Linked DNA regions of Homo sapiens: region 2 is linked to region 1. A link is an interaction called in ENCODE POLR2A ChIA-PET data of the cell type or tissue named here. Cell type or tissue: A673. All regions are shown on one strand. Links, peaks and the distances in the headings refer to the core of each region. The heading gives the core; the rest is flanking DNA.

What was found. Peaks named below come from ENCODE experiments on the same cell type or tissue, not always from the same donor. Only the 100,000 strongest peaks of a DNase experiment are listed, where the experiment ranks them.
Region 2: POLR2A ChIA-PET joins it to region 1 with 10 read pairs; 3 of 35 experiments call an interaction of 5 or more read pairs at or near these places.

Annotation. Positions count from the first base shown.
Region 1 is chr17:67,438,737-67,454,885 of GRCh38, reverse strand. The region is part of intron 1 of PITPNC1 (phosphatidylinositol transfer protein cytoplasmic 1); the gene reads right to left. It overlaps LOC124904046 (a long non-coding RNA gene), which reads left to right and starts at 10,555. Exons shown (of 3, transcript XR_007065881.1): 1 at 10,555-10,634; 2 at 11,365-11,569; 3 at 13,218-16,149. RefSeq lists an enhancer at 8,808-9,366. In A673, for the core only: no CTCF peak of the experiment used is centred there; DNase peaks (open chromatin) are centred at 9,085, 10,515, 11,435, 13,215 and 1 weaker place; H3K4me3 peaks cover 483 bases; H3K27ac peaks cover 5,558 bases.
Region 2 is chr17:67,513,573-67,529,721 of GRCh38, reverse strand. The region is part of intron 1 of PITPNC1 (phosphatidylinositol transfer protein cytoplasmic 1); the gene reads right to left. Among named protein-coding and RNA genes, the nearest start is that of MIR548D2, 50 kb to the right of the region's middle. RefSeq lists enhancers at 1-9, 8,532-9,033, 9,034-9,537, 9,538-10,040, 10,041-10,544 and 1 more and a silencer at 355-649. In A673, for the core only: no CTCF peak of the experiment used is centred there; no DNase peak of the experiment used is centred there.

The sequences.
Region 1 (16,149 bases), core at 5,255-13,254:
ATTGCACCAGTGCACTCCAGCCTGGGTGACACAGTGAGACCCTGACTCAAAAAAAAAAAAAAAAAGGAAAATAAAAAATAATGAAATATGTGTATTATGTACACAATTGTCTGGAAGGCTATGGGGCAACATACTACTCATGAAACGTCTCTGGATGGTGGAGATTCTGAATGGCTTTTGTTTTATTGTGCTTTTTTGTGTTTTCCAAGTTTTCTGCAGTGAACATATGGTGCTTTGCAATTAGGAAAAAAGCAATCATCGTTTCTAAAGTAAACGGCAATAATTCAAGTTCATACTCCAATGCAGGGTCCACAAACTATATCCTGCAGGCCCTGCCACCCGTTTTCATACTGCCCATGACTTAAGAATGGTTTTACATTTTTAAATGGTTGAAAAAAAATCAAAAGAAGAATAAAAAGTATAATATGTCATTCTAAATCTTTGTGTTTAATCTATACAGCAACTCTGTGAAATAGGTACTATTATTCATTTTATAGATCAGGAAACCAAAGCTTTTAGATGGGTTATGTAAGTAGTGAAAGATCACATAGTTAATAAGTTGTTGAGCTGGAATTCAGACCCCAGAGTCTTACCCTAGAGCCTGTCCTCTTTTGGGTTTTGTTTTTTTTTTTTTGAGAACGGAGTCTTGCTCTGTGTCCCAGGCTATAGTGCAGTGGCACAATCTTGGCTCACTGCAACCTCTGCCTCCCGTGTTCAAGCGATTCTCCTGCCTCAGCCTCCCAAGTAGCTGGGATTACAGGTGCCCGCCACCAGGCCCAGGTAATTTTTGTATTTTTAGTAGAGACGGGGTTTCACCATGTTGGCCAGGGTGGTCTCCAACTCCTGACCTCAGGCGATCTGCCCGCCTTGGCCTCCCAAAATGCTGGCGATTACCGACGTGAGCCACCACGCCCAGCCCGAGCCTGTACTCTTAATGTGCTTCCCCCATGTGAAAAGTTCCCCAACAAATCAAGGGCAAATCAAGCCAGTACATTCTGGTGAATTCTCAGGAGGGAAGACCACTGCATATCAGAGAAGCTTTGTAGAAGAATGAGGCCACATTTCTACCATGATGATAGGAAACATTAACTCTGAACTTCCAATTAAGCAAAATGTTTTCCTCCCTCAAATAATTCAATTCTTCTCATTAGCAGACTTGTGTTACAGAAAATCGTACCCCATTACTATGTTTGGAGTTTCATCGATAAAAATTCATGGAAATTTGTTTTGTCTGTCGTTATGTAAGCACCTCCACAACGTCGCTGATGTTTTCTCTTGGCCCACAAAGCCTGACATATTTGTTTACTCTCTTTACAGAAAATGTTTGCAGACCCCTGCTCTAATTAACACAAAGAAAGAGGGCAGAGGGGAGTGGCAGGCGGTCACGGTATTGATGAGAATAATTCCCCACACCTGGAACTACAGAGTAGCCAATAACCCAGCTGGTTCTCTCCCAAGCTGCTCCACAAGCTCTTAGTCATTTCGAGATTGAGTTTCTTTCCTCCTCCTGCTCTGTCTATATTTTCTCCATTACCTCTCACCAAGGGGTAAGCAAAGCAAAGGAAAAAAAAGTAAAACTTAGTTCACTCAAGTTTAATACTACTTAGAAACTGACAAAAGGGAAGAGATTTGACTGGTACCTCATCTTTTGAGTTGATTCACCACTGTTTTCTGTTACCTAAAATATTTGAAAATTGGCCACTCCTACAAAGTATCAGTTTGCTCATTCACTCAACAAACCCTAAGCATTTTCCATGTACCCTGCCCCCGGACACAATACTGGATCAATCAGCTAGACAGAGTAGCTCACAGGTGAGCAGAAGCTTTATATATATAACAGCACAACACAACATGTTCTATAATGGAAAGCAGTTTTAAAAGAGTACAGGAAATGCAAAGTAAAACCACAGTGAGATACCACCACACACTCATTAGAATCGCTACAAACAAAAGACGGATAATACCAAGTACTGACAAGGATGTGGCAAACCCAAAACGCTCATATGTTGCTAGTGAGAGTAAAAAAATGCAAGAACTACTTTGGAAAACAGCCTGGCAATTTCTTTATAAGTTAAACATAAGTTTAATATAAGACCCAGTGGCCAGGCCCAGTGGCTCACGCCTGTAATCACAACACTTTGGGAGGCCGAGGTGGGTGGATCATGAGGAGTTCGTGACCATCCTGGCCAACATGGTGAAACCCTGTCTCTACTAAAAATACAAAAATTAGCTGGGCGTGGTGGCGCACGCCTGTAGTCCCAGCTACTTGGGAGGCTGAGGCAGGTGAATCACTTGAACCCAGGAGGAGGAGGTTGCAGTGACTCCAGCCTGGCGACAGAGTGAGACTCCATCTCAAAAAAAAAAAAAAACCCCAGCAATTCCACTCCTTAAAGTATCTTCCCAAGAGGAACGAAAGCACATGTCCATCCAAGAATTGTATACAAATGATCACAGCAGCAATATTCACAGTAGCCCCGAATTAGAAACAAATCTCTATCAACTGGTGATGAATAAACAAAATGTGGTACATCCCTATAATGGAATGCTATTAGCAGTAAAACAAGAACCAGCTATTGGCCAGGCATGATGGCTCCCGCCTGTAGTCCCAGCACTTTGGGAGGCTGAGGCAGGCAGACTGCTTGAGCTCAGGAGTTCGAGACTAGCCTGGGAAACATAGTGAGACCCCCGTCTATACAAAACAAAAATACAAAAATTAGCCAGGTGTGGTGGCATGTGCCTGTAGTCCCAGCTACTCAGGAGGATGACGTTGGGAGGATCACTTGAGCCCAGGAGGTGGAGGCTGCAGTGAACTGTGATTGCACTCTAGCCTGGGTGATCACAGTGAGACCCTATCTCAAAAAACAACAACAAAAAAAAAACCCAACCACTGATGCATTCAACAACACGAATGAACTCAAAAACTTTATGTTGAGTAAAAGAAGCCAGTCTCGGCCAGGCGTGGTGGCTCAGGCCTGTAATCCCAGCACTTTGGGAGGCCGAGGTGTGCGGATCACGAGGTCAGGAGATTGAGACCATCCTGGCTAGCATGGTGAAACTCCATCTCTACTAAAAATACAAAAATTAGCCAGGCGTGATGTGGGCACCTGTAGTGCCCGCTACCCTGGAGGCTGAGGCAGGAGAATGGCATGAACCCGGGAGGCGGAGATTGCAGTGAGCCGAGATCGCGCCACTGCACTCCAGCCTGGGCGACAGAGCGAGACTCTGTCTCAAAAAAAAACAAAACAAAAAAAAAAAAGGTCAGTCTCAAAGGACTACATGTTGTATAATTTTTATACGAAATTACTAGAAAAGACAAAACTATAGAGACGTAAATCACATCACTAGTTGCCGGGGATCAGGGTAAGAGCAAGAACTGACCACAAACAGGCAAGGAGGATGTTTAGGGGGGAATGGAAAGTTCTAAAACTGGACTGCGGTGATGGCTGCACAGATGTATGGATTTACTAAAACTTAAGAGCTTTTGTTGTTTTACTGAAACTTATTCATTTTACACTTAAGATAGGTGAGTTTATCATGTGCAAAAAAGAATTTTTAGCCAGGCACGGTGGCTCACACCTGTAATCTTAGCAGTCTGGGAGGCCAAGGTGGGTGGATCACCTGAGGTCAGGAGATCGAGACCAGCCTGGTCAACATGGCAAAACCCCGTCTCTACTAAAAATACAAATATTAGCTGGGTGTGATGGCGCGCGCGTGTAGTCCCAGCTACTCAGGAGGCTGAGGCAGGAGAATTGCTTGAACCCAGGAGGCGGAAGTTGCAGTGAGCCAAGATCGTGCCACTGCACTCCAGCCTGAGTGACAAGAGTGAAACTCTGTCTCAAAAAAAGGAAAAGAAATTAGATTCTGATATGGGCTACAGCTGAACCTTGAAAACATGCTAAGAAAAAGACGCCAGATACAGAAGAACACATAATATTGATTCTACTTTTATGAGGTACCTAGAATAGGCCAATTCATAGAGGCAGAACATAGGATAAAGGTTACCAGAGGGTGGGGGAAGGGGACATTGGGGAGTTAGTGTTTAATGGGTGGAATTTCTATTTGGAATGATGAAAAAGTTCTGAAAGTGAACAGTGATGATGGTTGCCCAGCATTGTGAAAATACTTAATGCCACTAAATTGTACAATTTACAATGCTTAAAATGGGCCGAGCATGGTGGCTCACACCTTCCCAGCACTCTGGGAGTCTGATGCGGGTGGATCACTTGAGCCCAGGAATTTGAGACCAGCCTGGGCAACACAGCGAAAATCTCGTCTCTACTAAAACTACAACAAATTAGTGGGCACGGTGGTGTGCGCCTGTAGTCCCAGCTACTCGAGAGGCTGAGGTGGGAGGATCGCTTGAGCCGGAGAGGGTGAGGCTGCAGTGAATTGTGATCACACCACTGCACTCCAGCCTGGGTGACAGAGCAAGGCTTCGTCTTCAAAAAAAAGAAACTTAAAATGGTAAATTTTTATCTTATACGTATTTTACTACAGCTTTTTTTTTTTTAACGAAGTCTCCCGTGCACCTTCAGGAGGAAGAGGGGCCTGTGACTTGCCTGTGGGCTCACTTTCAGGTGGCTATTTCTTCATCAGTTGAGTTCTTAACTGTCTCTAATTGATAGCAATTGAAGAAAACGCAGTTTGCATTCACACAGCCCATTGTCCAAATGCCTAAAGACATTAATTTGAAAAATACTGCAAGATTCATGAAACTGATTCTAAATTTACTTCTAAATCATAAGAGCAAACCTGAAATGTGGTTTTAATTGGGTTTACAGGAAGTATAAGTGTTGTTTATGTGACTTGTTCTTCTGTTTAACTGTTGGTAATCACTGGCTACTGCGCTTATCTCATTGCCAGACAGACAAGCAGTTAAGTAATTAAAATATTCAAAATCTGGCTCAGTGGCTCACCCCTGTAATTCCAACATTTTGGGAGGCCAAGGCAGAAGGATCGCTTGAGGCCAAGAGTTCAAGACCAGCCTGAGCAACATAGTGAGACCCCCATCTCTGCAAAAAGAATTTTTTTAAAATCTGAGCTAACAGAAAAAGAGTTTGTTTCCAATGCTTTCATTTTAACACTAACTGTGATAGAGGCATCAAAGAATTAACCTTTTAAAAGATAAATTAGCTTTCGTATTTGACTGTTTGGACAGCTAGCTGTATATGACAACTTTTTGTCCTTTTTCTCCACCCCAAAACAGAGAAACTTGTTGAGTTTCAATTCTCCGAGATGTCTAGATTCTAACGTTGAAGTTCTCATACAAGCAAAACCTCCCAGCAATGGTACATGTCTTGTCAAGGTAAAGACAGAAGATTTTTTTCTTTGCTATCTGTCAAGAAAATAAAAGGGTGTGCCTATTACTTTAAGTAACATTTTCTTTTTCCTTTAATGAAAAGTGTTATGCTTATTCCAGTGGCAGTTTAACAAGGAATCTCGGGTCGTCAGCAAGGCTTCAAAATAGGTGATTAGAACACTACAGGCTGATAGACTCCAAATTAAATTGACAATACCCAATCTAAGCTTCAAAAGATGTGTGTATCGGCACCACCATCAAAAGCAATTCTCTGAGTCACGTTTAACTTCTCCCAAACTCTGAGCCTTTCCAACTAGAACACGGAAAAGGAAAGAAATGCAAGATAAGGCACTTTGCTGTGTCACTCCTTAGAAAGTCAGAGAAAATTAAATAAGTACAACCAAATGGATTTATTGCTTGGGTGACGATCTTCAAGTGACAGGGAAAAAGAATAAGAAAATAAAAATGTTAGCACTGAATAAGGAGCAGAACAATAAATACTTAGAAGATCAATGTACCTGGCTGAGCATGCTGGCTCATGCCTATAATCCCAGCATTTTGGGAGGCCGAGGCGGGAGGATTGCCTGAGGTCAGGAGTTCGAGAGCAGTTCGGCCAACATGGCAAAACCCCGTCTCTATTAAAAATACAAAAATTAGCCAGGCATGGTTGCATGCAACTGTTATCCCAGCTACTGGGGAGGCTGAGGCAGGAGAACCACTTGAACCCGGGAGGCGGAGGAGATCGTGCCACTGCACTCCAGCCTGGGTGACAGAGCAAGACCCCATCTCAAACAAACAAACAAATAAACAAGAAAGATTGATGTACCTGCCTCTCCAGCCTAGTAAGTATGGCCTAGGTAAGTATGGTGATTTTGACTGTGGAAGGTGAGAAAGAACTTTGCACCAGAAGATAAGAGCCCACAGGAAAGACTGGAAGCACTGGACTCTGACAGAAGAGAATGGTCCAGTGGTTCTAGAGGGGTTCTAGAGAATGGTCCAGTGGAGCGGAGAAACGGAGGTGAGATTAATCAAGGTAGAGACCAAGATAAAGCATGAAGCACCCCCAACGGCAGGTTCATGAACGAGGACCACCAAGCGGTTTTCTAGGCTGCAGCTACATGCCAGCGAAGAAGTCTCTGCACCCTCTCCTGCAAGTCAGGGAAGCTGCCCCAGTTCTCAGAGCACCTGGTTCCAGGTGATCAAATCACTTTCCTCTGGGTAGAAGAACCCCCACATCCACACACTCAGTGACACATAAAGACTGTGACCAAAAGCAAATGAAAACACCTAAATTAAGCCCCCAAAATCATTTAAAATAAGGCTTTATAGAAAAGTCATGCAGCCGGGCGCAGTGGCTCATGCCTGTAATCCCAGCACTTTGGGAGGCCAAGGCGGGCGGATCACCTGAGGTCAGAAGTTCGACACCAGCCTGACCAGCATGGAGAAACCCCTGTCTCTACTAAAAATACCAACATTAGCCTGGTGTGGTGGTGTGCGCCTTTAATCCCAGCTACTCCGGAGGCTGAAGCAGGAGAATCGCTGGAACCTGGGAGGTGGAGGTTGCAGTAAGCTGAGATCGCACCACTGCACTCCAGCCTGGGCGACAGAGCAAGACCCCATCTGAAAGAAAGAAAGAAGGAAGGAAGGAAGGAGAAAGAAAGAGAGAGACAGAGAGAGAAAGAAAGAAAGAAAGAGATAGCTGGGATCCCAGAGACAGAGAGAGAAAGAAAGAAAGAAAGAGATAGCTGGGATCCCAGGTAAAAATTTCAGGAAATAAACACCTTCAAAGCAGGGGTTTGTCCCTTCATAGTATCAAAGACAACAAAACAGGCTTCCACCATTCCAAGGACTGTCGCGTAAGACCTCTGCTGACTCCAAGCAGGGATGGCACCATGTCCGAGGCACCAAAAAAGAGACCCAGGATGGGCGTGGTGGCTCAGGCCTGAAATCCCAGCACTTTGGGAGTCTGAGGTGGGAGGATCACTTGGGCCCAGGAGTTTGAGAACAGCCTGGGCAAGATGGTGAGACCCCTGCCTCTACAAAAAAATTTTAAAATTATCTGGGCGTGGTGGTACATGCCTGTAGTCAGCTATAATTGTACCACTGCACTCCAGCCTGGGAGACTCCATTAAAAAAGAGAGAGAGACCCGGAGCTAGTGAGGGAGACAGGGTTTATTGAGGACTTACATAAGGGGCATTCCAGGGGCAGCAGGCTGGACAGGAGAACCACTGCTGTTTGTACTAAGCATGCAGTTTATATTGTGTTTTTCACTTAGCACCCTCCCACCTAGCAACCTCCATTTAACCCAAAGCAAAGGGCCTCCATCCCCTAGGTGGCCTGCATTCCAAGGAACGAGCTAGGGGTTCGGATGTCTGTCATAGATAAGGAGTGAATCTCCAGGTTGGCCACTCTCCGATTCCTTAGCTTGGAAGTCCAAACACACATTCTTCTTAGATCCTAGGGTCATTCTTTTTTTTTTTTTTTTTTTTTTTTTTTGAGACAGAGTCTCACTCTATGGCCCAGGCTGGAGTGCAGTGGCACAATCTTGGCTTACTGCAACCTCCACCTCCTGGGTTCAAGCGATTCTCCTGCCTCAGCCTCCCCAGTAGCTGCGATTACAGGTGCCCGCCACCATACTTGGCTAATTTTTGTATTTTTAGTAGAGATGGGGTTTCACCATGTTGCCCAAGCTGGTCTCAAAGTCCTGACCTCAAGTAATCCACCCACCTCGGCCTCCCAAAGTGCTGGGATTACAGGCGTGAGCCACCACGCCTGGCCAACCTTAGGGTCATTCTTAGGATGTGCTTCGGTTATGGCTGTCAGGTGCATCTGCCATACAAGGCCCCAGATCCACCATTCAAAAACCCACCATTCAATGGACCCAGAGAGGCTTATTCTGCTGGGGACTTGGGGTGCAGGAGTTTTGAAACCTGCACAAATAGTCAACCCTCCCTTTACAAACACTAAAGTATCTCTCTTTGTCCTCCTAAGAGATTCTGGGATGGCAAGACAACAATAGGCTCACTCTGTTCTATTTCTCGTAGCATAAATTAAAAAAAAAAAAACCTTAATGAGGAAAGAAATTATTTTTGTACCATACTCCTAATGCTCAATGTCTGTGGGTTATCCTGGTGAAGCTGGCATATTCTTTTATTTTCCTTTTTTTTTTTCTGAAAACAGAAGAATTTCTTCCTTCTTTAGGCAGAAAGGACTGCAGCAAAAGAATCGGTTGTACCTTAATTTTAGAAAGTCCTGAAGAGGCAGGTCAAGAAACCAATACGGAGCACACTACCACTTGTGACCTCAGGACATGCGCACACAGAGAAGAATCAGTCAAAGAAGGCTGGGTGTGGTGGCTCACGCCTGTAATCCTAGCACTTTGGGAGGCCGAGGCGGGTGGATCATGAAGTCAAGAGATCGAGACCATCCTGGCCAACATGGTGAAACCCCGTCTGTACCAAAAATACAAAAATTAGCTGGGCATGGTGGCGCACGCCTGTAATCCCAGCTACTTGGGAGGCTGAGGCAGGAGAATTGCCTGAACCCGGGAGGCAGAGGTTGCAGTGAGCCGAGATTGTGCCACTGCACTCCAGCCTGGGCGACAGAGTGAGATTCTGTCTCAAAAAAAACCAAAAAAAATACAAAAAAAACAGCCAAAGATACCTAGAGTCTGATTGGAACTTCTGGAGCAATTTAAGCCCTATGCTCCAAATGCCTAAAGAATGGCCTCTATTTATGCACAGTTCAAAAGACCTCATTGCATCAGAAGGCAGCTTCCTGAATGAGATTGCCGCTAATTCTCTCAGCAGGAGAAATCCACTCCCATGAATAACAAAGTTTCGCTCTGTTATTCATAATAAGGATTAAACCCAGTGGGATAAAATGTACAGTTGCCAGGTCATCTTGGGGTAGGGCTGAGTATGGAAAACATGAGTTCTCATTTCTCCCCAACTAACGAATGCCTGGTAGTTGGTGCAGGTAACAGTTTCTTTAAATGCACCTGTCACAATTCCTTTTGCTACTAAAGGAGAAATTAGTTAACAAGGAAAGTACATTGAGAGACAGAACTAAAGCGCTCTACAGAAATATTACCACTGGCCTTTACTCCATGTCACAAGTGTGAATGCAACCCTTCAAAATAATACCTAGTTACTGTTGGGGCTCAGAAAGCGGTATCCCAAAATATGGCGCTTTGACATGCTGAATTGAGGAAGAAGCCTCAATGTATCTCTGATCTTCCTCCCTTTCCCATCATTTCTGTCCTCCCAAAACACAGAATAAAAGTTATTCTCTGGAGTTCCCTTATCTGCCTAACGTCTAGACCTGGCAAAAAAGAAAACAATCACCTCTGATCCATTCCCTCCCTGAGTTTTCATTAACTGAACCCATATCACAGGGCAAAACACTGAAGTCGGTCAACACACCTGGAAAGATTTTTGTCACAAACCATTGTCTGCCCAAACAGACTTTGTCCCAAGCCATTGTATGTTCTTCAAGCTCATTGAATTCCCCTAAAAATCATCTGTTACCTCCCTAAAATCATCCACACTTCCCCATCTCCTTTTCCCCTAAAAAAAACAAGACATATAAACATCTGTACCCCACTAGGATATGGGTAATCACTCTGTGTTCCTCCCTCCTCCCACAGCGCACACTAATACACTTATATACCTTGCCTTCTTTTTTTTTGAGACCGAGTCTCGCTCTGTCGCCCAGGCTGGAGTGCAGTGGTGCGATCTTGGCTCACTGCAACCTCCGCCTCCTGGGTTCAAGAGATTCTCCTGCCTCAGCCTCCCGAGTAGCTGGGATTACAGGCACATGCCACCACGCTCGGCTAATTTTTGTATTTTTAGTAGAGACAGGGTTTCACCATGTTGGCCAGGCTGATCTCGAACTCCTGACCTTGGGCGATCCTCCTGCCTCAACTTCCCAAAGTGCTGGGATTACAGGCGTGGGCCACCGCGCCTGGCCAGCCTTCTCTTCTATTAATCTGCTTTTTGTCAGTTGATTTTTCAGCAAACCTTCAGGGGACAAAGGCAAAGTTTTTTCCTTAGCCCTTGCATTACATAAAACTAAAAGAGTCTCCAGTCTGTCCCATTGCCCAAAGGCTGCCTCTCTGTCCCAGGCCTAGATTTTCCTCTGCTCACCCCCCTCCGCCACCCAGTCCCCACTCCAGATAAAACAATCTGCTCACCACATGTTGGACACATGATTTACAGCTTCCTACTTACAGACTTTCTCTGCCAAAATCCGTATTCCTCCTTCATAACTTGCTTCCAAGAGCTTCCCCGTGATCTCGGCCTATTGTGATCTCTTCTTTCCACCAGGTTCATGGTGAGTTTGCAATCAATTACAATGTTCATGTTCTTCCTTTAATAATTATATGTGAAGTGACAGTAAGGTCTAGGATTTGCTTCCAAACAATCCAGGGATGGGGGTAGCAGAGCGGGGCAGTATGACAAGAAACCTGATGAACCCACATTGTTCTAGTTGGATGATGGGTACATGTGGGTTCATCAGGCTGTTCTATTTTTGCTACAATTTTAAAGTTTCCATAGTAAAAAATCTGAAAATAATGACAGAGTTGTAAAGCTGGCTAATGACAAGACCAAAAGCCAAATCCAGGTTCTCCTGATTTTAAGACCAGTGTCGGCCGGGCGCAGTGACTCACGCCTGTAATCCCAGCACTTTGGGAGGCTGAGGCAGGCAGATCACCTGAGGTCAGGAGTTCGAGACCAGCCTGGCCAACATGGCAAAACCCCGTCTCTACTAGAAATACAAAAATTAGCCAGGCGTGGTGGCAGACGCCTGTAATTCCAACTACTCAGGAGGCTGAGGCAGGAGAATCGCTTGAACCCTGGGGGCAGAGGTTGCAGTGAGCCAAGATCACACCACTTCACTCCAGCCTGGTCAAAAGAGTGAGAATTCCCCCTCAAAAAAAAAAAAAAAAAAGACCAGTGTCCTCTCTGCCTATTGTCCTCTGTGCTTTTGTTTTTCATGGATTTTTTATGGTTGCTGTTCCTGCCTTTTTCACTGTGTCAAATTGTATTCATTTATTCATTAGACATGAAAAGCCCCGGTTGCTCGCCTCAAGGAGCTGGCAGTGGAACTAGGGACACCGGTAAACAGATAAATCACAGTCGAAAAATGAATGCAACCACCAAGATATGAATTGAGTGGAAACGAACAATTTCCTATGGGAAAACAGAACAAAGAAGCCTGCTTGCGAGAGTCTAAGAAGTCTGCCCAGCCAGTCAGGGATATCTGAGGTGAAACTTGAGAGCTAACAGGAATATTTTAGGTGAAGGGGCTTGGAGACACAATTCAGGAGACAGGGGCACAATTCAGGCAGACAGCAGAGCATGGACAAAGGTGCAGTCTGGCAGAAGTTTGATGAGGCAAGAGAGGTGGGAACAGGGCCAGACAGGGCAGGCGCCCTGGTGGGTTAGGTGGGGGCCAGATTGTAAAGGGGCTTCAACGCCAAACCGAGGGGGCTGAATTTTCGCTCCCAGCAGTCTGGATTAACAAGAAAGTGACATGATCACTGGTCGTCTGTTAGGAAGGTAACTGGCAGCTGTGTAGGTCAGAGCCCGCGGGGACTTTTGTAATAGACCAGAGCCTGGATTAGTGTGAGAGCTGGAGGTATTGCCTAGGTGTAAAATTTAAGAGGGTGCCTCAAACCTCAGCAATACAGATAAATATTATTTTAATGCATTTTTTTTAGTTTTTCTGGGACAGAGTCTTGCTCTGTTGCCCAGGCTGTAGTGCAGTGATGCAATCCCAGCTCACTGCAACCCTTCGTCTCCTGGTTCAAGCAATTCTCCTGCCTCATCCTCCAAAGTAGCTGGGACTACAGGTGCACACCACCATGCCTAGCTAATATATATATATATTTTTGTATTTTTGGTAGAGACAGGGTTTTGCCACGTTGGCCAGGCTGGTCTCAAACTCCTGGGCTCAAGTGATCCACTTGCCTCAGCCTCCCAATATGCTGGGATTACAGGCGTGAGCCACCACGCCCAGCCATAATGCATTTTTTTTTAATCAAAATGAATGCAAAGGAAATTCACGATGAAAATACATCCAAATTCTAAATAAAGATATGCTTGTTCTTGTTTGTTTTAGGGCCCTGCCTTCTTCCCCACTGGCTGCAGAATGCCCATCCCACCCTCGTCATCTCCCACCACCTCATCCACTGGGCGGGCTTACGAGGGTTGACAATAATAGGATTACAGATTGGACAACATGAGACTTTACTCATAGTCAACTTTTTTTTTCATTGTAGAGCTTCATTAACTTTTCCACTTGGTCCACAATATGGGAGGATATTTTCATGCATATATATATATATATATATATATATATATATATATATATATATGCTTATTTTCCCCTGATCCAGCTCCAATATGGTTTGGCAGGGCAGTGCAATCAACATAGCAATAAATGAGGAGAGGCAGTCCTAAAGCAATAGTAAAAGTTTAGATGGTTAAAGAGGAGAAACCAGATTCAAGCAACATTTCTGGGGCAGAAATGAAAGAATGTGGAAATACAGCAGGTGCATGAGGCTGAGGCTCAGCTTGGGCTCAGCAGAGTTTATTCTACTCAACTAAATCACAAACGCTTCAGGGGTTACAATCCCATTCTCCTATTCTTCTGTATCATTTTGCACCCAGCTCAGTAAGTTCCTGTTAACTAATTAAGTGGAAAAGAAGAGCTTAAATCCAAGGCATACATGACTGAAGCCAGGCGTGTGCAGTTCCTACTTCATACAGCCTCTCTTGCCGAACAGCAGGGCGCACTGATGAATATTCAAAAAGTAACAACTATTAATGACGACTAAGACCCTCAAAGTGTAATAAGTTATTTTAGTGACACTCTTCTGTCACTTTTCCCCATCTAATTTCACATTCTTAGGAACAGGGAGAAGAATAATTGACGTCGGGGCTTGGCTTTATGGTCTTTACAGCTGTGATCGGATTAGAAGAAAGGCTGACAAAAGTGTTGTTTCCATCCGCCTTTTACAATCGGAGAGAATGAATGAGCTGCTTTCCAGTTTTCTGTTCCAAGTATTAACTGGATTCCCACTTCACTTTGCTTCCGTGATTTCTCCTCTGCTTATGTTAGCTTCCGTCTCACACGATATGTACATAGCCCCATCTCTGCCGAGCAAATCAGAGGCTGAGCTCTGGGCTGTGGACAGTGTCAGTGACAACAAGGGTGAGTCGTCCTCAGATGAATCATCAGGTGTGGGAAATGCGTTTGAGACACTCAAAATAACTGGGGACTGATGGGTGGCGGGGGGGGGCTTAATAAATACAAGCCTGCGAGACCTAACTTCTACACGTCTTCAGAAGGCTGAGTTGCTTTGAGAGGGAGATACAGAAGATGACAATTTGCTGCCAGTGGCTGGTCCCAGACAAGGAGCTGTGACTAAACAGGAAATCAGTTACTTAGCAGTTGAGCGGATGTTTGAGTGTTCAAAGCACAGGCACAATAGCTATACTCTGATATGTCCTGTAAAGTTAAAAACAAAGCCAGGTTAACCCTGACAGATGCACCCAAGACTGATACACTTAGGTACTACCTGGTTGCATCGCCTGGGGATCTTAATACTCTGTGAATCATTATGAATTATAATATTTAAAGCTGTTGTTTATTTGGTATTTATTGGGTGTCATAATGTTCCCAGTGCTACACAGGCGTAATTTTTAAACCACCCCAAAAGTCCTGCAAGAGGTTAGGCGTGATGGCTCACGTCTGTAATCCTAGCACTTTGGGAGGCTGAGGTGGGCAGATTTCTTGAGCCCAGGAGTTAAGAGACCAGCCTGGGTAACATGGCAAGACCCCTATCCCTATAAAAAAAATTTTTTTTCAAAAAAAAAATCAGCCAGGCATGACGGTGCATGCCTGTAGTCCCAGCTACTTGGGAGACTAAGGTGGGAGGATTACCCAAGCTTGGAGAGGTAGAGACTGCAGTGAGCCATGATGGCACCACTGCACTCCAGCCTGGGCAATGGAGTGAGACCCTGTCTCAAATAAATAAATAAATAAATAAATAAATAAATAAATAAATAAATAAATAAAAAGTCTTGCAAGAGAAAACATCTCCATTTTTCAAAAGGAAGTTACAGAGGTTGAGTAATTTGCCTGATTTCACTAAGTTGGTCATAACAGAGTTTGGATTCAAACCCAGAGCAAACGAAGGCTTAGAGGGACTAGCAACTTTTCCTTTTGAGGTCTAGATGATCTTACTTTTTGTTATTAGGGGTCAAGGCCAGGATTAGAAGGAGACAAGTGAGGTTGCGTTTGCCAGTGCGGGGTTAGAGCCTGTCTTTAGCATTTTGATATTTTGTTCATTGTAGAGTATTGTGCATTAATTTTTATTTTTTAAAAATATTGCATCAAAATATTATTTACCCTGATTTTTAGTTTTTTGGTGCCATCTTAAATTTTGAGCCCAAGGGCTAGTGTTTTACTAGCCTCACTATTCTCTAGGCTTTGCTCAAGGCTACAGACAATCTGTGATCACCTGAATTAAGCCAACAGACAGTTCTCATTTCAGACAGACTTTTCATCTTCCTCCTGCCTACCTCATACATTTTACATCCCAAATTACTGCCTACTGGGAAAGAAGGTTTTGGGTTTGTTTTAACTTGTTTGTTTGCTTTTTTGTTTGTTTGTTTGTTTTTCTTTATCTTTTTCCTTGATTCATCACCGGCTGAGATACATACTATATAAACAAGAAATGTGGCAAAAGGTGGTATATCAAGAAACGGGATGCCAAAAATTTCACACAATCCGTGAACACATTTAAGCATACTTAAAAAAGAAATGTCCATCTCATCAACAAAAAATAAGTATGTAAGGTGAGAGATATGTTAATTAGCTTAACATAATAATTCAACAATGTATTCACATATCAAAATATCACCTGGTATATTATAAATATATATAATTTTTCATTTTTCAATAAATGAATGAGTGAAATGTGGAAGAGTAATGTCAGGCCCCCGCCCAAGGCTGGAGAACATATCTTTTTCTATGAGAAATTTTCTTCCATAATTGTCAGATCTTCAAACATCTGCTTCACAGAAGTGTCTCAGAGCCCTATCACAGATACAAGATTAAATAAATACCATAAGCTGAGGCTGTGGGTTGTCACTGGCAGCTGGAGGGACAAAAGTCATCTTTTTATTCCTAACCTTTTGTTTCTGCAAATGTAGTCTATTATGACATGCACAGGTATTAGGAGGGTGACGGCCATGCCAATAGCAAACACAGCTGTTTTGAATCCTATTCTGTATTTTTTATTAACTAAATACAGTGCTTGGTAAAATAAAATAAAATCAACATTAGGAGGCTCATCAATTACACAGGAGAGAAATGGTTACATAGAAATTGACATCATCCAGGTAATATATGCCTAATCAATTTCCTAAGCAAATCAGATGCTTCTGGGCTGAATTAAAGAAACACCTTTAATTAATTCAGCACCTACTGTGTGTCCGAAACCAACCAGAAACTTGTGGCCCAGGTTTCCTAGGAGAAACTGATGACCAATAAGCTACTGCCATTTGGACCTGTATTTTGTGGAGAGTGCAGGTCATTTTTTTAATTTAAAAAAGTGCTCAATTGCAGTCCCTTTCTACAGGACAGGCCAAGGGAAACGGATGGGAGCAAAGCAGGTGGATCTCTGGCAGGATTACAATCAAATTAAATGCGCATGGCCTGGAGTTTTCTTTTCAGCACTTTCAACTCAGAATAGTAGCCGTAAGTCAGCAGCAGTACTGCTTTTTGTTGCTGGGGCAGAGTATTATACCTCAGGGTTGCTTCTTCAGTTCTAATT
Region 2 (16,149 bases), core at 2,849-10,848, 77 kb before region 1:
ACCCACCTCAGCCTCCCAAAGTGCTGGGATTACAGGCATGAGCCACTTGCTCCTGGCCCCAAATTTCTGTTGTTGAAGCCACCCAGTTTGTGGCACTTTGTTACAGCAGCCCTAGTCAACTCATGCAACAGGTGCAGGGGTTCCTTCTGGAGCGATGGAAGTGTTTTTGGATAGAGGTGGTTTTGCACAACGTTGAGAATGCACTAGATGCCACTGATTGTTCCCTTTAACCTGGTTGATTTTATGTTATGTGAATTTCACCTCAATTTAAACAAAAGCACCGATCCTGCTTCAGAAGCAGACACCTCTAAACCAAAGTACTGCCCAGGACCTCGGTAAGGGGCTTGGCAGAAGAGCTATTTCCACCACTGGACCATCTTCAGGCACTCCAACCCACTCACGTATGAAAAACATATGGGATCAAGGTCAGTGCATGACACAGAAAAGCCATTAGCCAGACGCCAGTCAGCCCTGGCTGGGCTCAGCTCGAGTGCTTCCTGCTCAGTGGAGATGGGAATGGCCGAGGCAGCTGATTCACCAACAGCCGGTGGAGGGCTGGGCGGCCGGCCTCATTGATCATTCCAGTGGCTGCTGAATGAGCCGGCGCGGGGCAGACACTGGCATTAGCTCACTGAGACGGCGTCAGTGTGGGGGTGACCTGCAGACGCTGGGGGTGGCGGGACACTCGAGCCCAGACACCGAGATGGTCAAGGGCTCTGCAGCCGTCACTTCTTCCCCTCCTAAGGAAATCAGGCCCACTTTGCTGGTCGTGGCCATGGGAACTGGGCCATTCCAGGAGCAGTGGTTTTGTTGCTGTTTTTAAATCTCGTATTGACTCTCAGACACAAGCAGCAGTTTCTCGTTTGGGGGAGGGAGAAGAGACAGAGAGTCCTTGAACCACGTGTTTCAAAATCTCCAGAGACACTCCTAAAAATGCTGAATCTCAGGTTGTTCCAGACCTTCTCCATTCAGACTCTGGGGAGAAAAGAGTGGGAATCTTTCAGAAATGCACATAAATGCTGAGAACCGCTGCAGCAGAACGTGGTGAAGGCAGCCATCAGCACTTGCTCAGCTGTAAATGTTCTGTCTTTAGGACGCTTGTTTCTTTTTTCCTCCTTTATACTGATTTCTTACAAAGCTCCATCCCTAACTTAGTGAAAATACCATATCCCTGACCACCAGCTCCAAACAAACTTGTATGTTGAATAAAGGCCACAACATCCAAAGACATAGAAAGATTCTAAAGCCTCCAAAGCCTGAGAATTGATCGTAGAATTGATGATGATGATACAGCATCACTTTATTGATTGCCCATTAGTGCAAGGCACTGATTAAGTGCTTTATATTTCTTTTGCCTTTCTTTTAAAAGAGACAGGGTCTGGCTGGGCGCAGCGGCTCATGCCTGTAATTCCAGCACTTTGGGAGGCCGAGGCAGGCGGATCACCTGAGGTCAGGGGTTCAAGACCAGCCTGGCCAACATGGCAAAACCCCGTCTCTACTAAAAATACAAAAATTAGCCGGATGTGGTGGTGCACGCCTGTAATCCCAGCTAATCGGGAGGCAGAGACAGGAGAATCACTTGAACCCAGGAAGTGGAGGTTGCAGTGAGCCGACATCACGCCACTGCACTCCAGCCTGGGCTACAGAGGGAGCCTTTGTCTCAAAAAAACAAAAACAAAAACAAACTAAGTAAATAAAATAAATAATTTAAAAAATTAAAAGCAGCAGGGTCTTACTCTGTCACCCAGGCTAGAGTTCAGTGGCATGATCATGGCTCACCTCAGCCTCGACTTCCTGGGCTCAAGCAATCCTCCTGCCTCAGCCCCTTGAGTAGCTGGGACTACAGAAGTGTGCCACCACACCCAGTTAATTTTTATTTTTTTACTTTTGTACAGACATGGTCTCATTATGTTAGTCTCCAACTCCTGGCCTTAAGCAATTCTCCCACTTTGGCCTCCTAAAGTGCTGGGATTACAGGCGTGAGCCACTGCACCCAGCCTATATTCCTTTTTTTTGTTTTTGAGATGGAGTCTCGCTCTGTCTCCCAGGCTGGAGTGCAGTGGCGAGATATCAGCTCACTGCAACCTCCACCTCCTGGGTTTAAGAAATTCTCTGCTCAGCCTCCTCAGTAGCTGAGGTTACAGGCGCCCACCACCACACCCAGCTAATTTTTGTATTTTTAGTAGAGACGGGGTTTCGCCATGTTGGCCAGGCTGGTCTCGAACTCCTGACCTCATGATCCATCCGCCTCGGCCTCCCAAAGTGCTGGGATTACAGGCATGAGCCATTACACCCGGCCGCCTATGTTCATTCTAATCTCTCAATGATTCAGACAAGTGAGTATTGACAGACGAGGAAGCTGAGTTGCAGACAGGTTGAAGACTGTATGTTACAGAGTTTCTAGATGTCAGAATTGGGATTCTGACCCCCCACAGGCCTGTACTCATTCTAGTCCACACAACTTCAGCCCTTATTTCTTTACCAAGTTAAATGCTTTAAAAATCTAGGCCTCGTGATGATTTAAAAAGAGGGGAGGGAGGTGGCAGAAAGCTACTGCCTCTGACCTTTGCTATTGCAGAAGATGAGTAACAAAAATCTGATTGAAAGATCAAAGTTGTTTAATCTGTGCACATGTAAGGAATGGTGGAGCAATTATGCTCTAACTTTGTAAAATCTATTGTTATAATTCCAGAGTTTGGGTAATCATCATTACAGGCAATCATGACTAGAGACAGTTCCATGCTGCAGACTGAACCTCCGTGAGTTATCATCAGAACAGCTACTCCAAATAATTACCTCCATAGTCAAAAACATCATGGGATGCAGATCTTTCCCCACACACCACGCTGTACACTTGATAGAGCTGCAAAATTGGAGGCAAGGCAGAGTTGCATAATGTACTGAAGAAGCTCAGCAGTTTCACTAGTTTGAACTTTTGCAAACTCTTACATGGGGCACCATCCAGTCATTTAACTTTTTTTTTTTTTTTGAGATGGAGTCTCGCTCTCTGTCGCCCAGGTGGAGTGCAATGGTGCAATCTTGGCTCACTGCAACCTCTGCCCCCCAGGTTCAAGGAATTCTCCTGCCTCAGCCTCCCAAGTAGCTGGGATTACAGGCACACACCACCATGCCTGGCTAAGTTTTGTTATTTTTTTAGTAGAAACGGGGTTTCACCAGGTTGGCCAGGCTGATCTCGAACTCCTGACCTCAGGTGATCCTCCCGCCTCAGCCTCCCAAAGTGCTGGGATTATAGGCATGAGCCACCACACCCAGCCAAGTCATTTAATCTTGAACCTTGAATTAAAAAGGCAACCCCAAGCCAAAACTTCTGAGTACAGTAAGGGATTATCAAATGAGTGCCAACAATACCTTCAACATCATCCATGCCTGAAGAAATACTGGATCCAAAGTTCTAGGGTCAGCAGAGCTCTAAGCTATCACTGATTTTCACTTCACCCTTCCCCAACTGCTGCGTCCCAGAGTTTCTGCAAAGCCAGCCTCCATAACCCCCTACCCTAAAGCACCTAGTGGGGGTCATCTTCCTACCAACCAATCTCTATGCCCTCCCTTCCTGTCCTCTTTCTTTCCCTCCATTAGTCCCAATACCATTTCCAAACGTCACAATGTGAACAGCGGGAACCATGGCTTTGCAACGTAGATTCCCAAATTGGGTGGTGGTAATCCCCGCCTGGGGACCTCAAGGCCCCAGGTCAGGAAACAGAATTTATATTTACTTTGGCCTTTACCATCAAAATGGGCGGACGCCATATCACCTAACAAGCACAGAGAAACACCTGTCCCTCTGATTTCACGTGAAATCACATATTTACCCAGCTGTGAAACGTGTGTGATTCCTGCCTCACACTGGCTATGTTGGAAAAGCAGAGAGTGATATCATTTGGCTTTCTTGGGAGTTTCCTGCATTCTTCACATCACCATTAATGCTTTTGTTGAAGCCTTTCTTCCAGCTTTCTCCGCTGTTACCTCTGCTGGACCTCAAAGCACAGGGAAGCAATTGCTTCAGGAGGCACAAACCATCCACTGCAGAGAGCACCTGAAGGATAAATGACGCAGAACTCTGGCCCACCGTTGCTTCATGCCAAGTGGTGTCAAAATTCTAATTACACACAGGAAAGGAGATCCAGTGAGTCCAGATTTTGACAACCTCATCTCAGAAAGCTAGAGGTGAGAGCTGTCTCTTTTTCTGGTAATCCCACAGCACAGCTAAGGCCCTAGGACAAATGTTCTAGTCTAATGGTTGGCAAAGCATGCAGGCTGATGCCTGCTTTGTAAATAAAGTTTTATTGGAACACAGCGATGCTCATTCATTCTATGGCTGCTTTCATTTACAATGGCAGAGTTGAATACTTTGAGAGACTGTGTAACCCCCAAGGCTGAAAATATTTATTATCTGGCCCTTTATAGAAATAAGTTTGCAGACCGTTGTTCTATTCCACGGCTGGGTCCAGTCTGGGCCACCCTCAGCTGTTCATCTAGATCTGTTCTGCCCAGGACCAAAGCTATTTGCTATGTGTGGCCACTGAGCCTTTGAAGTGTGGCCCATGGAATAGAGGGATTGAATTTTAAATTTTCTTTCATTTTAATTCATTTAAATTTAAGACTGGTGCTTGATTCAGTTATTAGAAAACCTTCGGCCGGGCGCGGTGGCTCATGCCTGTAATCCCAGCACTTTGGGAGGCCGAGGCGGGTGGATCATGAGGTCAGGAGATCGAGACCATCCTGGCTAACAAGGTGAAACCCCGTCTCTACTAAAAATACAAAAAATTAGCCGGGCGCGGTGGCGGGCGCCTGTAGTCCCAGCTACTCGGGAGGCTGAGGCAGGAGAATGGCGTGAACCCGGGAAGCGGAGCTTGCAGTGAGCCGAGATTGCGCCACTGCAGTCCGCAGTCCGGCCTGGGCGACAGAGCGAGACTCCGTCTCAAAAAAAAAAAAAAAAAAAAAAAAAAAAAAAAGAAAACCTTCATATATGTTTGAAACACTTTGGGTATGTGAATCTACTTTTTCAACTGGGAATTTTATGAAATCTAAATAAAGATCAAGTACTGCCAATGAAAATTTAGCGTCTGACTTGGGAGTGCTGTTTAAGTCTAAAATGCACACTAGATTTGGAAGACTTACTACAAAAAAAAGCAAAATAGTTCATTAATAATTTTTATGTTGATTGAAATGATATTTTTGTATACTGGGTTAACTAAAATATATTTTTAAAATTAACTTCACTTGCCTTTTTTTTTCCTTTTCTTTCTTATTTTTTTAGAGACAGGGTCTCGCTCTGTCATCCAGGCTGGAGTGCAGAGGTATGACCGTAGCTCATTGCAGCCTTGACCCCCAGTGCTCAAGCGATCCTTCCACCTCAGCCTCTTGAGTCACTGGGACTACAGGCAGGCACCACCACGTCCAGCTAAGTTTTGTATTTTTTCTGTAGAGATGGTATCTTGCTATGTTGCCCAGGCTGGCCTCAAATTCCTAGCCTCAAGCCATCCTCCCGCCACAGCCTCACAAAGTTTTGGGATTATAGGTGTAAGCTACCATGAGCCAGCCTATGTGTTTCTTTCTACACACTTTTTAAAATGTGGCTATTAGAAAATTTAGGCTGGGCGCAGTGGCTCACGCCTGCAATCCCAGCACTTTGGGAGGCCGAGGAGGGTGGATCACGAGGTCAGGAGTTCAAGACTAGCCTGGCCAAGATGGTGAAACCCCATCTCTACTAAAAATACAAAAATTAGCCGGGCGTGGTGGCAGGCACCTGTAATCCCAGGTACTCAGGAGGCTGAGGCAGGAGAATCACTTGAACCCGGGAGGCGGAGGTTGCAGTGAGCAGAGATTGCACCACTGTGCTCCAGCCTGGTGACAGAGACTCTGTCTCAATTAAAAAAAAAAAAAAAAAAAAAAACGGTTTCCATGTATTTCTGAGCTGGTGAGGTGGAGCACTAGTAATTAGGGTTGCATTTGGAGAGGCCCTCCCTTCCTGAGGACTGGCTATTACCTGGGCCTCCAGAGACGTGATAATTGTTCACAGTGGGCTGTGATGGAAAGCACTGGGGTTTTAAAAATGAAAATGTGAAGCCAGCGTCCTGATTCTACCATTGACTAGCTTTGTAACCTTAGACGATTTACTTCTCTGAGCCACAGTTTATTATCATTAAAATGGAACTAATAGAATACCTCGCAAGACATGGTGAGAATCAAGTGAGAAAAAAAAAAAAACTTAAAAATTAAAATGCTTCATAAATTGTATAATAAACCTGTACACCAACTGCCCTCACCACTGCTCCTTCTAGTTGGCCACATGTCTGACTGTGACTTGCAGATCTGTTTCATTCATATCCCTGTTATGCTGCGGGTTCCAGAAAGTATAAGAGAATGAGGCATCTGCCATATACTTGTACAATGCCAAAACCAAAGGAAATCTGACCATCTGCTCAAAACTATCTTTTCCTTATGTAAAAATTTCATTAGACGGTAGTCAGATTGACTACTTCCCATAAGTATTATAAAAAGCTTGAGAATTTCCACTTAGACGAGGCAGCTAGAAGTGTCAAGTTCGTAGAGACAGAAAGTCGAATGGTAGCTGCCAGGGACTGGAAAGAGTGGGTAATGGAGTGTTTAGGGTACAGCGTTTCAGTTTAGGATGGTAAAAAAGCTTCTGGAGGTAGATGGTGATGATGGTTTTGCAACAATGTGAATGTACTGAATGTCACTGAAATATACACTTAAAATTGGTTACAGTGGGCCAGGCATGGTAGTCTATGCCTGTAATCCCAGTGCTTTGGGAGGCTGAGGTGGGAGGACAGCTTGAGCCCAAGAGTTGGTGACCACCCTGGACAACATAGGGAGATGGTGTCTCTACAAAAAACAAAAAAATAAAAACTCAGCTGGGCATGGTGGCACACGCCTGTAGTCCCAGCTACTCGGGAGGCTGAGGCGGGATGATCGCTTGAGCCCAGGAGGTCCAGGGTGCAATGCAGTGAGCTATGATCATACCACTGTGCTCCAGCCTGGGCAAGCAAGTGAGACCTCATTTTCCAAAAAAAAAAAAAAGATTAAAATGGTAAATTTTATGATATGTATATTTGATCACAATTAAAAAGGCTCAGAACTTGTCATTTTTCAGTGAGTATGGCTCATGCCTCAAGGAAACCATCTAACAATTACTTTATGATTATGAAAAAATTATTAAAGTTTATTATGAAATAATTTTTAAAATTATTTCTATTTGATGAACCTTTGGTTTAGAAGCTTCCTGAAAGGTATTGAGCCTAGAAGACGGGAGAAATATGAAAAGACTCCCCGGAGAAACAATGAATGTTACATGAGATTCCCTGATTCCTGCCATGCCAGGGGAGTTCTTTGTTTGCCGTGCCCTAAGCCTAGATGTCTTTTTTTTTTGGTGGTGGGGGATGGAGTTTCACTCTCTCTCCCAGGCTGGAATGCAGTGGTGTGATCTCGGCGCACTGCAATCTCCACCTCCTGGGTTCAAGCAATTCCTCTGCTTCAACCTCCTGAGTAGCTGGAATTACAAGCGTGTGCCACCACGCCCGGCTAATTTTTGTATTTTTAGTAGAGACAGGGTTTCACCATGTTGGCCAGGCTGGTCTTGAACTCCTGACCTCAGGTGATGCACCTGCCTCGGCCTTCCAAAGTACTGGGATTACAGGCATGAATCACCATGCCCAGCCCGAGAGGTCTTTAATATATGACCATTCTGGAGGATTCCTGTCGGTGATGCTCCCACACAACGAGGTACTGACTGCGTGCCCAATGTTGCAGACAAAGACCCGGCAGAAAGGAAAGAGTCATTAACTGAACCCAAATGAGTTCTGATCCGGTCTCAATGAGAACACATTCCTCAATGAACATGAATGTCACATGAACATCACATTCACAGTCGACCGTCTCCAGTTGCTCCTTATCCCGAAGTTCTGCCCGAGAGTAACTCTACAGTGAGACCAATTCCAATTGCTTTTTCCTTGGGAAAGCAGCGTGTATTTTTACCTCCAACAGCTGGATCTGATTTGGGTTCTGCCCAAGCTAAGAACATGACTGGCTAAGCCCCAGTCTTCCAGGCCCTGTGATTCAATGTGTAGATTTCTCCATGTAGACAGGAAGGTTAAAAAATAATAACAAAAAAAAAAGGTGTAAAGTTCTTGGGTGTTTTGTCAGATGTCTCTCAGCCTGGTCAATAAACCATGAAAACCAATATCCGATCCCACAAAGAAAATACAAACCTGCAGCTCATATTTCAGGATATCAGTGCATCATCACATATTTATCTTTTCTCTTGAGTTTTTATAAGCAGCCCTCGGAGGTGTCTTGTTTACGTAATACCTGTGTCATTATGCCAGGGTATGGGAATGAAAAAACTGATAAAAAGATTTAAGAAGCTGGGTTATCAACATTTAATTCAAAAAATCCCCCTTTTGTGACAAACTAATATAAACTGTATTGGACGCTGATGCTTAACCTGTCCTAAGTTCTGGACTGAACTGAATAGAAATAGAGCAACTGAAATCCAAGGGAAGGGCTCAGGCTATGCTTCCTGCTGGTACCAGCACAACCTCTATCCTGCTGTTGCTGCAAAACTGTGCAAATCGCCTCAAGGGTACTTGACCATGGAGGAGCATAATCTACTTGACTGAGTACAGGAGAGTAACAATAGTCTTCATAGTCTATGCAAGTAAGAGTGCATGTATATTTTTGCTGCTTCTTCCAACACTGACTCGCTTTTAGGGGTGATGTTCTAGCCCCGAGAATTCACTTGACTCATAAATTGAAAAGCCGAGATGATAACATGCAGCACTTACAGGTTACTTTATAAGCACTGGCTAAGGCAGTGGGTGTCATGTCCTTGTATTTATAAATGACAAGCTGAGCAAATTAGCCATTAGTGGGAGCCCATGAAGAATGATTAAGAGAGCAAAGACAGGAACTGCCAGAACTCAACTCGAAACCACAAGGGCAGTTGGCTCTAGAAGCAGAACATGGGATTTCTTCATACGTTGGCTGTGGGGACGGTCTCGGTTCTTAAGAGTCCTGTGCGCTCCCGTTCATCACTCAACATGCATTTCACGTGTATGCCAAGCCCTGTAGATGCTAGAGGCAGAGCTGCAAACAAGATACACTTGGTGTCTGGCAAAGAGGGGGATTTCTTGAGCGTTTCTGCCTTGAAGACAGAAGACTGAAGGAAACTGATGCATTCATCAGAGCTCTCAAACGATTTGCCAGGAAATGTGAAACCGATCGCAACTCAAGTTAATGGAGAGGTTTGCTGACAAGTCTGACCTTTAGTAAGCAATCAAGGCTCTTGTGTTTACTACAGAACATAAACCCACAGTCAATCACAAGACCAAAAAGAGGGAAAATCAAGATAGAGCTTTCCCAGGACACATATCCTGCGCCATCCGCTTGTGACCTCTTTGTCATCTCTGTAACCTTAGCCCCATAAACAGAGATGTTCGCAGCAGAGAGGTCCATCCACTACCAAGGTAGCAAGGCCTTTCCAGGATGAAAAGAACCGTTGTTTGTGAAGCCTAATGCACCCATCAACCCTTCATGAAATCCTTAATGAAAACGGCTGGTAGCATCAAGGGAAGCCGCAGTACCACTTAAAAGCAGAAATCTTTCAGGAATGACAGCAATTAGTTTCAGCATCTTTGAGACCTTCTGAGAACAGAGGGTAAAGGAAATGCAAAGAGAAGCACTTGCTGCTTCAGGTACAATTGAACAGCGGGAGTTCTTAATGTCTTGAAAGAGTTATTCAAGGCACTTCATGCCTAGACAAACAAGATCTCAGTGATATTTGAGGGTCACTGGACTCCTTTGCTTACCTAAATGCTGACTGGCTTGGCAAGTGGTTTTGGGGTTCTGGTAACTACCTAGCAAGGCTGGGAGAGGGTTATATATGTGGATTGTATATGTAGATTGAGACTTGGAAAGTTCCAGCATCTTTGCTCACCCTACTTAGGAGAAGCTCCAGGTTCCAGAGGCATGGATGGCACTTGTAGCCAGAGAGGGTGTATGGCTGGTTGCAGGGAGGCACCATTCATTCTTAGGCCATAGTTGGCCTAAGAGTGTTTCCTCCTTGGTAAAAAGAAGCAGATAGCAGATTGAGGAAAGCAAATGGGTGTCAACTCCTGCTCTCCTGAGGTCGTCAGTGAAGACAGGGAAAACAGTAAGTTTGGTATATTTCCAGAAATTGCTACATTTAAAAAAAATCTATCTTCTGCCTGGGCATGGTGTCTCACATCTGTAATCCCAGCACTTTGGGAGGCCAAGGCAAGAGGATTACTTGAGGTCAGGAGTTCGAGAACAGCCTGGCCAACATGGTGAAACCCCATCTCTACTAAAAATACAAAAATTAGCCAGGTGTGGTGGTGCACGCCTGTAGTCCCAGCTACTTGGGAGGCTGAAGGAGGAGAATTGCTTGAACCCAGGAGGCGGAAGTTGCAGCGAGCTGAGATCGTGCCACTGCACTCCAGCCTGGGAAACAGAGCAAGACATCATCTCAAAAAAAAAAAAAAAAAAAAAAACAGAATGCTGCTGTGAACATGAGTATACAAGAATCTGAGTCTCTGCTTTTAATTACTTTGAGTACAGACCTAGAAGTGGAATTGCTCAATCATTTGGTAATTCTATGTTGAACTTTTTGAGTAACCACCAAACTGTTTTCCACAGTTTTACATCCCTACCAGCAATGCAGGAGGGCTCTGATTTCTCCACATCTCCACCAACACTTGTTTTACATTTAAAAATACTTTTAGGGAAAGGGTCTTGCTCTGTCACCCAGGCTACAGTGCAGTGGTGTGAAATAGCTCACTGCAGCCTCAAACTCCTGGGCTCAAGTGATCCTCCCACTTCAGCATCTGGAGTAGCCGGGACTACAGGCACACGGCACTATGCCTGGGTAATTTAAAAAATTGTAGAGATGGGTCTTGCAATGTTGCCCAGGCTAGTCTCAACTGATCCTCCTGCCTCAGCCTCCCAAAGTATTGGGATTACAGGTGTGAGCCACCATGGCTGGCCCATCATTTTCCTTTTTTTGTTTGTTTGTTTGTTTTTTTGATAACCACCATCCTAACAGGTGTGACATGATTACAGGATGTTTTAAAGTCAACTGTAGGTTCTCTCTTGGATCACTTATTCTTGCAAAGCCTATTTTAGGTGGAGCTTGGGTATTTCACATCCTTCTTCCAAATAAGTACTGAAACAGCCCTGGTAGAGATTTCAACCCCATTATTTATTTAAACCAGAAGAGTCAATCAGTAGGGTCCTGATTAAACACTGATAAACTAAGATGGTTAATTCTTAGGGGGCTGGAAGGCATCCCCTGGAAATATTCTGTTTGCAAACATAAGTTTAATTCAGTAAATCTCTTTAATGTCAAAAAGGTCCAGACACCTTTACAAACAGTTAAATCACTCTTTGTAAGGGCACCACAAAGAGGTAGCTATGAATTAGTACCTTAGGGAACCCAGGAGTGGTGGTAGGCATGACCTGAAACAGCACTTCTATTTGTTATAGAAGCTGTTTTCAGTATTATTTTGATGGCCCATCCAGGAATGTAGCAAATTACAGAATCACAACATAGAAGGCAGCCGAGTCCTACAGCGTTTACTTACGAATTGCATGTATATAATTTATATTCAACAATTTGGGGTGAAAAAGCCATTCTTGACCATTTGCATTTTTCATGTTTTCCTTGCAGATCAAGTCACTTTTTATTCTATTTTAGGTGACAGCTACGCTGGAAAAAGTAATCTTAAAGATGACTTTAAGCTCTGTAGTTGAGCATATAGATGTTTCCCATACTTTTTTAAAAAAAATATGCAATTCGGTGGCTTTTAGTATATTTGCAAGGTTGTGAAATCATCACCGCTATCCAATTCCACATTTTCATCATCTCCAAAAGAAACTCCATACCCACTAATAGTCATCCCTGATTCTCTTCTCCTCCCAGTCCCAGCAACCACTAAGTTACCTTCTGTTTCTATGGATGTGGCCATTCTGAACATTCATATCAATGGAATCATACAATACATGGCCTTTTGTCACTGACTCCTTTCATTTAACATGTTTTTAAGATTCATTCATGTTTAGCATGCATCAGTACTTCCTTTTTATTACTGAATAATATTCCATTGTATGGATATACCACATTTTGTTTATCCCTTCATCAGTTGATGGACATTTGGGTGGTTTCCACCTTGTGGCTATTATGAATAATGCTGCTATGAGTATTTGTGGGTGAGTCTTTTGAGGACGTATGTTTTCATTTCCCTTGGATATGGAATTACTGGGTCACATGGTAACAACATGTTTGACCATTTGAGGAACTGTCAGACTTTCCTCCATAGCAGCTGCAACATCTCATATTTTCTTTTGATAGTTTTAAGTTATGTACAGCAACAAGAAAGCCATAAGCAATAAGAAAGCAACAAGAAAGCCATAAGCAATAAGAAAGCAATAAGTGACTTCAAGAGTAAGCTAAAGGACAAGTGTGGTTGTCCAAGTCACTGTTTTATGTACTTGGCCACATCATCCATTGAACAACGATCGCAGGCAGCTCTCCAGCCACATGGCATCTTTTCATTATGCCTCAAGGACAATGAAGAGCTGAACTTCACATTACAATCAGAGTGAGAAGCTAAGACATCGTGTCCAAATGTGCTAATTACACAGCATTGACAGAAAGGGTGCAAGGGGTAGGAACAGAGCAGCATGGGGTACTGTTGTTGGTGGGGGGTGCCACATGGAAAATTAGGCTTGATCTGTGCATGAATAGAAACTAGCATGGCTGGGCGTGGTGGCTTATGCCTGTAATCTCAGCGCTTTGGCAGACAGATCACCTGAGGTCAGGAGTTTGAGACCAGCCTGGCCAACATGGCAAAAACCCCATCTCTACTAAAAATACAAAAATTAACCAGGCGTGGTGGCGGGCGCCTGTAATCTCAGCTACTTGGGAGGCTGAGGCGGGAGAATCGCTTGAACCTGGGAGGTGATTGCAGTGAAGATGGCGCTACTGCACTCCAGCCTGGGCGACTGAGCTAGACTCCATCTCAAAAAAGAAACTAGCATGGCAAGAAAGAACGGGGAGGTCACTGCCTGCAAGCAAGCTCTGGAAATCTACTTGCTCACAGCAAAACTTCACTACCTCACTAGGACCCCTGCAGATGCATGACAGAGTCATCTTAAAAGCTGCCATACAGAGCCCTGGCTTCTATAGGTTCAGCACAGTTCTAAAATATTTATACTATTTAATCCTCACAACAACACAATGAGGAAGGTAGCGTTTTAAATCCCTATTTGACAAATGAGGAAACTGATACACAGAGGTTAAGTCACTTGCCCAATGTCACCCAGGTAGTAAGTAGTAGAGCTGGGACTTGAACCCAGCCCGTCTAGCTGCAGCATGCACTCAGGCATTAATCTCCTTGGCCACTTGTTTGACATGCAGATAAAAAGGCTAGGTGGATGAAAATGTCACAGTTAAGTTTAGTGACTGCTCACTCCTGCATGTTGCTGACAGTTTCAGGTTGATGGTAAGAAGAGTTCTTTTTTACCAAAGAGATGAGAGAGCAGAGCCAAGGAGAGCAAAGAGAGGAGAGGTCACAGGGGAAGTAACCCAGGGGTACAAAATCAGAAGCCAAGAGCCTGAGATCCTCAATCCTGCTCCTAGAAGGTCTTCCTCCTACATAAATTCCTGCACACAACCATGAAAGGAAGCACAGCCGCCCATCAAAGTCCTTGAGACTTGAAAGTAAAAATTACAATTAATTAGTCCACCTAATTTGGACTCACAAAATGCGTGGGTGGGAGAGATTCCTGCAGCTGACAGCTGATGTGACAGTTATTTCATGAAAAGGAAAGCAGAACGTCCCTGCCTTTGGATTTGAATGTTTCCAAATGTGATTCCAAGCCCTCGCCTGAAACAATACTCAGGACAAGTGCTGAATATAGATATTCTGTGGGAGAAAAATCCCTTCCGCTTGCCCAGTCAACCTCAAGTGTAGGAAAATGAGCCGGAATATCCACTTCTCTTCATCCTCCTTCAGAGTTCGTCCAGTAAAGGCAGCCGGCTCCACGCCCAGCCCACACTCTCTTATCAGTTGGAAATTAGATTCCTAATGGCATTTGGGGAGGCAGGAATCGCATATTCATAGTCTTCATTAAGCCATTCCAGTTATCTGAATCTAAGTGTTTTGTGATCCACTGAAGTGATATATACTACTTCTTTTGCTCACTCTACCAGGAGAAATGTACAATCTAAGTTCCTGTCTATATCCTAATGATATACATTCAGGACTGTCCACAAGGCAGACCACAAACTCCTCTGTGGGAAGAGAACAAGGGAGAGGCTCCAGAAACGAATCAGCACATCTTCTTCCCTGTTCTCCTTCTATTGGGCATGCCTTCCTCCCCATTCCCAGAGGAAGACGTTTCCAGAACTGCTGACAACCCCTAGAGGAAGAAGGCCTTGCTTCCTTTCTCCTCTTGGGCAGATGGTATTTGCATACTGACATATTGTAAATCTAGTCACCCAGGTAACAGGGCTCCAGTTAGCAACAGCGGAATGAAGGTCAGCCTGGTTCCTTCTAAAATTAGAAATCAGACAAATCTGATTTTTAACCATTCAAGGTAGGATGCCCGGTTAGATGGCAAATTCAATTCTTACAATGAGTTTTCAGTTGGGAGACTGAGCACTAGTTAATAAAGGCAACGTGGGGCATTTCAACATGATCATAACATAGGTTTTGAAGTGTTGAAGTTTTAGCTCCATGATTTTCTTTCTGTAAATAATCCTAACTATGACTCCAGTGTCTGTTGGCAGAGTTATCTTTGACTGGGGCATCTCCCTTGACTTTTTTTCTTTTTTAATTGAGCTGAGTCTTGCTCTGTCACCCAGGCTGGAGTGCAGTGGCACAATCTCGACTCACTGCAACCTCCACTTCCCAGGTTCAAGCGATTCTCGTGCCTCAGCCACCAGAGTAGCTGGGACTACAGGCACATGCCACCATGCTGGGCTATTTTTTGTATTTTTTAGTAGAGATGGGGTTTCACCATGTTGGCCAGGCTGGTCTTGAACTCCGGACCTCGGGTGATCTGTCTGCCTCAGCCTCCCAAAGTGCTGGGATTACAGGCATAAGCCACCGCACCCGGCTTCCCTTGACTTTCACAGTTGATCAGTTATCAAGAACCGTGAATTTGGCCAGGCATGATGGCTCACGCCTGTAACAGCACTTTGGGAGGCCGAGGCAGGCGGATCACCTGAGGTCAGGGGTTCAAGACCAGCCTGGCCAACATGGTAAAACCCCATCTCTACTAAAAAATACAAAAATTAGCTGGGCGTGCTGGTGGGTGCCGGTAATCTCAGCTACTCGGAGGTTGAGGCTGGAAGAACTGCTTGAACCCGGGAGGCAGAGTTTGCAGTGAACCAAGATCACACCACTGCAATCCAGCCTCGAAGACAGAGCGAGACTCCATCTCAAAACAAAAACAAAAACAAAAACAAAAAACCCGTGAATTCTACACCAAGTAGTCCAAGTATTTGAGGTCTTCCACAGTTGGTGTCCCCCTCCCCACACAGTCTCTCCCTCACAGTCAACTGCCCGGCAGTGAACAAGCTCCGTATCTTCTACCCTCTTCTATCTCGACCTACACAGATACTCCCACTACCTGGGATTTTTTTTTTTCCCTTCTTTGCTTTCCCTGATCATGGAGGCGGGTCTTCGGTGGGCTTCGAAGAGCACAGAATTGTGCACAATCCCCTCCGACCATCCATTTCTCAAAAGGCCTATGTTCCAAAGAGGTTAAGAGACACTATCTAATTACAAATGGTATCTACACCAGAATTTCCCATAACGATTTTAAAGAATGATAGATCCATAGGATGCTAAGCAGTGGGAGGAAAAGAGCTTCACAGTTAAATGAATGTGGGTGACATTAGGTCAAAGAGAATTCAACAAGTTTTTCCTGCAAGCCTTCTTGGTCTTTGCTGTACTGACACACACGTGACCACTCATTGATTGCACTGGGAAGCCCCCTTCCAGCCGTCTCTTCTTCCTATGCCCTTAGTGACTCCTAGAACACATTAAGTGCAAAGTGAGCTTTACTCCCACTTGGCAACTACCA